2 separate regions of the Homo sapiens genome follow, and region 2 is linked to region 1. The links are chromatin loops, found by intact Hi-C in ENCODE. Cell type or tissue: ascending aorta. All regions are shown on one strand. Each heading gives the region's core, and the rest is flanking DNA. Links, peaks and the distances in the headings are about the cores only.

Region 1 (2,915 bases), core at 239-2,738:
CCTGGTCCTCTGAGATCCTAGCTGCAGGCAACCCCATGCCACCCATGGACATTTGAGCTGGCAGGGGATCTTCCCAGAGATTAGATAGAGATGGAGCTCCAGCAGGTACAGACCTGGGGACCTTTGTGCACAAGACTGCTCTGGGGGAACCCAGCCATAAACATCCATCCTCCAGGGCTCTCAGTCTCCCTCTGAGAGGCTCTGCCACCAGCTAACTGCTGGGGAAAAAGCAGGGCCTGCTTCCCCACAGGACTAGGTCATGCCTGTCCTGTGGGCCCACCTGCCCACCAGCCCTTCTGAGGGTCCCTGCCTGGCTGCCCCATAAGAGTGTGTACACAGTGGAGCCTCCACTGCCCATCCTGGGTGTTTGTTCTACCTGAGTGTGTTTCAGCAGTCTGGGAGGGCTTTGGATCCCACAACACATCTGGAACCCAACCCTGAGGTTCCGGAGGGAGCCATGACCAGGTCCTGGTGACTCGGAGCTGTGGCCTGCATCTTGGAAGTGCCAAGCCAAGATCTGTGCTCAGCACTTGAGTGGGGAGAAGCCTACGCTCTCAGAAAATTGAGACTGGCGAGTTGTATGGGTTTGCAGTCTGGTATGGGTCCTAGGTGTGCCGCCTTTCACAGGACTGGTCCAGTAAGAGTGTGGCCCATTCCCCTATTGGACATAGCCCTAAGGGAGCAACACAGCTGGAAACACCTAACAACACAACAAAAATTGCAGGCACTGTGCCAGTGATTGGAAGTGGCTCCTAACTGCTCAGGAGCAAGTCTGATGAGGGGGTCACCTCTTTCCCCTCCCACTGCAGAGCACAGCTTCAAATGTGAGGATACACAAAGGAGCCACATGGCTTAGCAAGAGCCTGTCTATGCTCCTTGCTCTCAAGTGCCATTTATTGAATGACAGCCCAAAAACTACACCACCAAAAAACATTTTGCTAATTTTCCTTCCTGTGAAACTAAGGACAAGAATTCAACAACAAAGACCTTGTATGTAGCCTTAGTCCTCTGAAAACTTCCAGAAACAAAACCAACTGACTAAACTCAACTTATACCACAGTTAAAGGAGTGCCAACCCTCCAAGTTGAAAAAGAATCAGCACAAGAACTCTGGCAATTCAAAAAGCCAGAGTGTCCCCTTACCACCAAAGGAGTCCACTATCTCCCCAGCAATGGTTCTTAACTAGTTTGAAATGTCTGAAATGACAGACATGGAATTCAGAATCTGGGTAACAGGGAAGCTCATTAAGATCCAGGAAAAAGTTGAAACTCAATCCAAGGAAGCCAAGCAATCCAATAAAATAATTCAAGAGCTGAAAGACAGCACAGCCATTTTAAGAACGACCCAAACTAAACTTGAGCTGAAAAATTCACTGCAAGAATTTTTTTAGTACAATCAGAAATATTAACAGCAAAATAGACCAATCTCAGAAAATAATCTCAGAGTTTGAAGACTGGTTCTTCTAATAAATTTAGACAAAAATTAGGATAAAATAATTAAGAAAAATGAAAAAAACCTCAGAAATATGGGATTATGTAAAGAGACCAAACCCATGACTCATTGGCATTACTGAGACAGAATAAACAACTTAGAGAATATATTTGAGGAAATAGTCTACAAAAAGTTCCCTAATCTCACCAGAGAGGTTGAAATTAACATCCAGAAAATACAAAGAACCTCAGTTAGATTCTATATGAGATGACTATTCTCAAGGCACATAATCATCAGATTCAGCAAAGTCAATATCAAAAAACAAAACAAAACAAAAAAGCCTTAAAATCAGCTAGGGAAAAGGGGCAGGACTTACAGAAGGAACCCCATCAGTTTAGCAGCAGACCTATCAGCAGAAACTTTACAAGCCAGAAGAGATTGGGGGTTTCAGCATTATTAAAGAAAAGAAATTCCAACCAAGAATTTCATATCCCACCAAACTAAGCTTCATAAGTGAAGGAGATATAAAATCCTTCTGAGACAAGCAAATGCTGATGGAATATTTTTCAGCTAGACCAGCCTTACAAGACATCCTTAAGGGAGTGCTAAACATGGAATTGAAAGAATAACACCTGCTACCCCAGAAAACACATTTAAGCACATAGCTCACAGGCACTATAAAGTAACTACGCAATCAAGTCTATATAACAACCAGATGATGATAGTATCAAAATCACTCACCAGTATTAATCTAGAATGTAAATGGGCTAAACTCCCCACTTAAAAGACACAGAGTGGCAAGTTGGATAAAAAGACAAGATCCAATGATCTGTTATCTTCAAGAAACCCATTTCACATGTAATAACACCCACAGGCTCAAATTTAAAGGATGGAAAAAAAATCTACCATGCAAATGGAAAACAAAAAAGAGCAAGAGTTACTACCCTTGTATCAGACAAAACAGACTTTAAGCCAATAAAAATTAAGAAGGACAATGAAGGGTATTACATAATGATAAAGGCTACAATCCAACAAGAAGCCTTAATTAACTGAAATATGTACACACCCAACATTAAAGCACCCAAATTGATAAAACAAGTTTTTCCTGGCATACAAAAAGACTTAGAAAAACCACACAATAATAGTGGGAGACTTTAACACCCCACTGACCGCATTAGACAGATCACTGAGGCAGAGAACTAACAAACACTGTACTTAAACTTGACACTTGATCAATTGGATCTAACAGACATTTGCAGAACACTCCACCCAACCACCACAGAATATATATTATTCTCATCTGCACATGGAAAATATTCTAAGATCAACCACATGCTTGGTCATAAAGCAAGTCTCAATACATTCAGAAAATTCAAAATTGTACCAAGCACATTCTTGGATCACAGTGCAATAAAAATGGAAATCAATATCAAGATCCCTCAAAACTACAAAAATACATGGAAATTAATTTACTCCTGAATAAT
Region 2 (2,915 bases), core at 245-2,744, 60 kb before region 1:
TGATTACACAGCCCTGGCTTTCCTTATGAGTACGGCTAATAGCTCTAGGACACCCAGAGCAGGAGAGAGACCGGTGGCTTCTGACTTAGTGATTCCTGGCTGGTCCTACTCTCTCATGGCATTGTTAATTCAGATCTCAATATCTTAATCCTCCCTATTAGAGGTATGAATGTTGGAATTAATCTGAATGAGGCGAATTCTCCCTTTTATGGCAGAGAACATGTATTTCTAGTTTGCAAGATGTGGCAGGTGAGAGCATACTGCAAAACCTCACCCCCTTCCCCCTTTTTCTTATTTCCCCTCTACAGCCTTCACCTTTCACACTGCAAGAGCCTCTCAGTGGTCCCCTCCTGGAAGCCCGATATGGTGATGTCTTTCTAAGTCCTTTCAGGCAGAGTTAGGTCCATTCTTTTTGTTTTCTTAACATTTTGTCCATATCTCTGTAATGGGTCTTTTTAATACCACACTGTAATTTATTTTTCTCTGGCTTCTCTATCCACTAGCAGGAAAGGACTTAAATGATTATGTGTTCACTGTACCTAACTCAGTGACTGAGTCAAAAAAAAAAAAAAAAAAAGAGGCTCAATAAGCATTTGTTGAACAAATAAATGAAGCAATTCTAAGATGCAGGCATTGGGAACATTCTGTGATTTATGCTATTTTTTTTTTCTTGGGGCTCAGCAATATATTGTACTTCAGGAGAGTAACTATCTGTGACTAAAAATATAGACTACCAAAGAATTCAACCAAAGTGTTCAGGTTTGTTCTTGAGGAATATTGTTCTTCTATGGACCAAGGTCTTTTTTCAGTGTTTCAGAAATTGGGAGAACAGAGTAATTGTCTGAGCGTCTTTTCCTTTCCCACCAGGCAATGTAAGAAACTTGCTTTTCTTTGTATTGCCAATGATACTCATCAAAGACCAAGGTGACATATCTTTTTCCAAATTTGCCCTTGGCAACTGAGTCTAGCTTTTCTTTGCAGACAAAGCAAAATGAAACAATCTGACAGATAAGGCATGTTATAGATAATAAGAGAAGATTTTCCAAATAGCCTCTAAAATTAGAAGGATTACATTAGCCATCCAGCTTGAAAACTAAATAGTATCGAAAAGTAAATTTGTTAAGTAAAACTGCTGGTGGAAACTGGAGACTGAGGCACCTGACACACTGTATATATGAATTACTAGATTTTAGATTCTTGGCAACTAATGTTTGTTTTATTGTTTAACTATTTATGTTAGTTTCTTAGGGTTGCTGTAGCAAGTTACTACAAACTTGGTGGCTTAAAATAACAGGAACTTGGCCGGGCAGGGTGGCTCACGCCTGTAATCCCAGCACTTTGGGAGGCCGAGGTGGGCGGATCACGAGGTCAGGAGATCGAGACCATCCTGGCTAACATGGTGAAACCCCGACTCTACTAAAAATACAAAAAATTAGCTGGGCGTGGTGGCGGGTGCCTGTAGTCCCAGCTACTCGGGAGGCTGAGGCAGGAGAATGATGTGAACCCGGGAGGCAGAGCTTGCAGTGAGTAGACATCGCACCACCGCACTCTAGCCTGGGCAACAGAGTGAGACTCTTGTCTCAAAAAAAAAAAAGAAAAGAAAAGAAAAAAAATAACAGGAACTTATTCTCTGATAGTTCTGGAGATTAGAAGCTCAAAATTAAGGTGTTTGGTAGGGTTGGTTCCTTCTAGAAGCCCAGAAGGAGCATCTGTTTCCCTGCCTCTCTCCTAGCTTCTGGCGGCTGCTGGCAGTCTTGGTTCCTTGGCTTGTAGACTCACCATTCTGACCTCTGCTCTACCTTCACGCCACCTTCTTCTCTGGGTGCATGTCTCAAATCTCTTCTTTTCTTATATGAACACTAGCTATTGAATGTAGGACCCTCTTTAAATCCAGGATGATCCCATCTGAAGATCCTTTTCATTACCTATGCAAAGACCCTATACTCAAATAAGGTTACATTCACAGGTACCAAGATTAGGATTTGGGCATATCTTTTTGAGGAATACAATTCAATCCCCCATACCACCCATGGATTTATAAAATTTCTGCATTAGTTGCAAGACATGTTAGATTTTGTATGTGTTAAAGATATGATTACAGAAGCAAAATAGAGTGAAAAGTGGAGGTAATAGGAAAATTCCAGGAAATAGCCAATCTTGATTCAAGGGGCTGAATATTTTAGGTAAAACATATTTTATTTTGAAACTTTGTATGATGCTCTGAATAGTTTTTTTAGCCTTAAGAGATACTAAGTTGAGAAAAAGTAATAGCTAGGAGGAGAAGAAACTTATCATCTGACAACCTAGAGAGAGGCAAGACATTACAGGTTCAAAAATATTCTGAAGGTTCGATGACTTGTGAAAATGTCTCAATACTGCAAAATTGCCATGAATGTCTTTTTAAAGTTTCTTACTGTCTAGAATTTGTGCTTTGATTTGTAATTCTACAATTTAAGATATTAATTGGAGCTAGCTAGTTAATATTTATTGAATACTTAGATGTTCAATTATGAAAGACTCAGTAGACGTAATTTGATCTTCTTTACTAACCTCCTTTGGTCAGTGATATTTCCATGTGGAATAAGGTTTTCATTGCTTTAGTCTTGGATTCTTTTAACAATTTAGCCTATGAAGGATCAGTATAGTGAATTTTCAATAGCAATAAAAAATCTGATGTAAATTTTCTTTTTTTTAGACAGTCTCGCTTTGTTGTCCAGGCCAGCTAACTTTTGTATTTTTAGTAGAGACGGGGTTTTGCCATGTATATTTTCTTAAATGTAGCACTTTATGACACTTTTTTCATACAATGAATGATTTGGTGAATTTGTCTAAAATACACTTTCCTACGTTATGAAATAAATACCACAAATATGTTTAACAAAACACATAGTTGATTTCTTAAGATTAAAGTATGA

Evidence for each region. Hi-C counts contacts between places; a loop is a spot of excess contacts. Peaks named below come from ENCODE experiments on the same cell type or tissue, not always from the same donor. Only the 100,000 strongest peaks of a DNase experiment are listed, where the experiment ranks them.
Region 2: it touches region 1 in a loop (2.5-fold over the local background); 8 of 110 quality-filtered maps call a loop at or near these places.

The regions. Positions count from the first base shown.
Region 1 is chr4:158,311,329-158,314,243 of GRCh38, reverse strand. No RefSeq gene overlaps it. Among named protein-coding and RNA genes, the nearest start is that of TMEM144, 100 kb to the right of the region's middle. In ascending aorta, for the core only: no CTCF peak of the experiment used is centred there; no DNase peak of the experiment used is centred there; H3K27ac peaks cover 710 bases.
Region 2 is chr4:158,371,325-158,374,239 of GRCh38, reverse strand. The region is part of intron 2 of LOC105377510 (a long non-coding RNA gene); the gene reads left to right. Among named protein-coding and RNA genes, the nearest start is that of RXFP1, 150 kb to the left of the region's middle. In ascending aorta, for the core only: no CTCF peak of the experiment used is centred there; no DNase peak of the experiment used is centred there.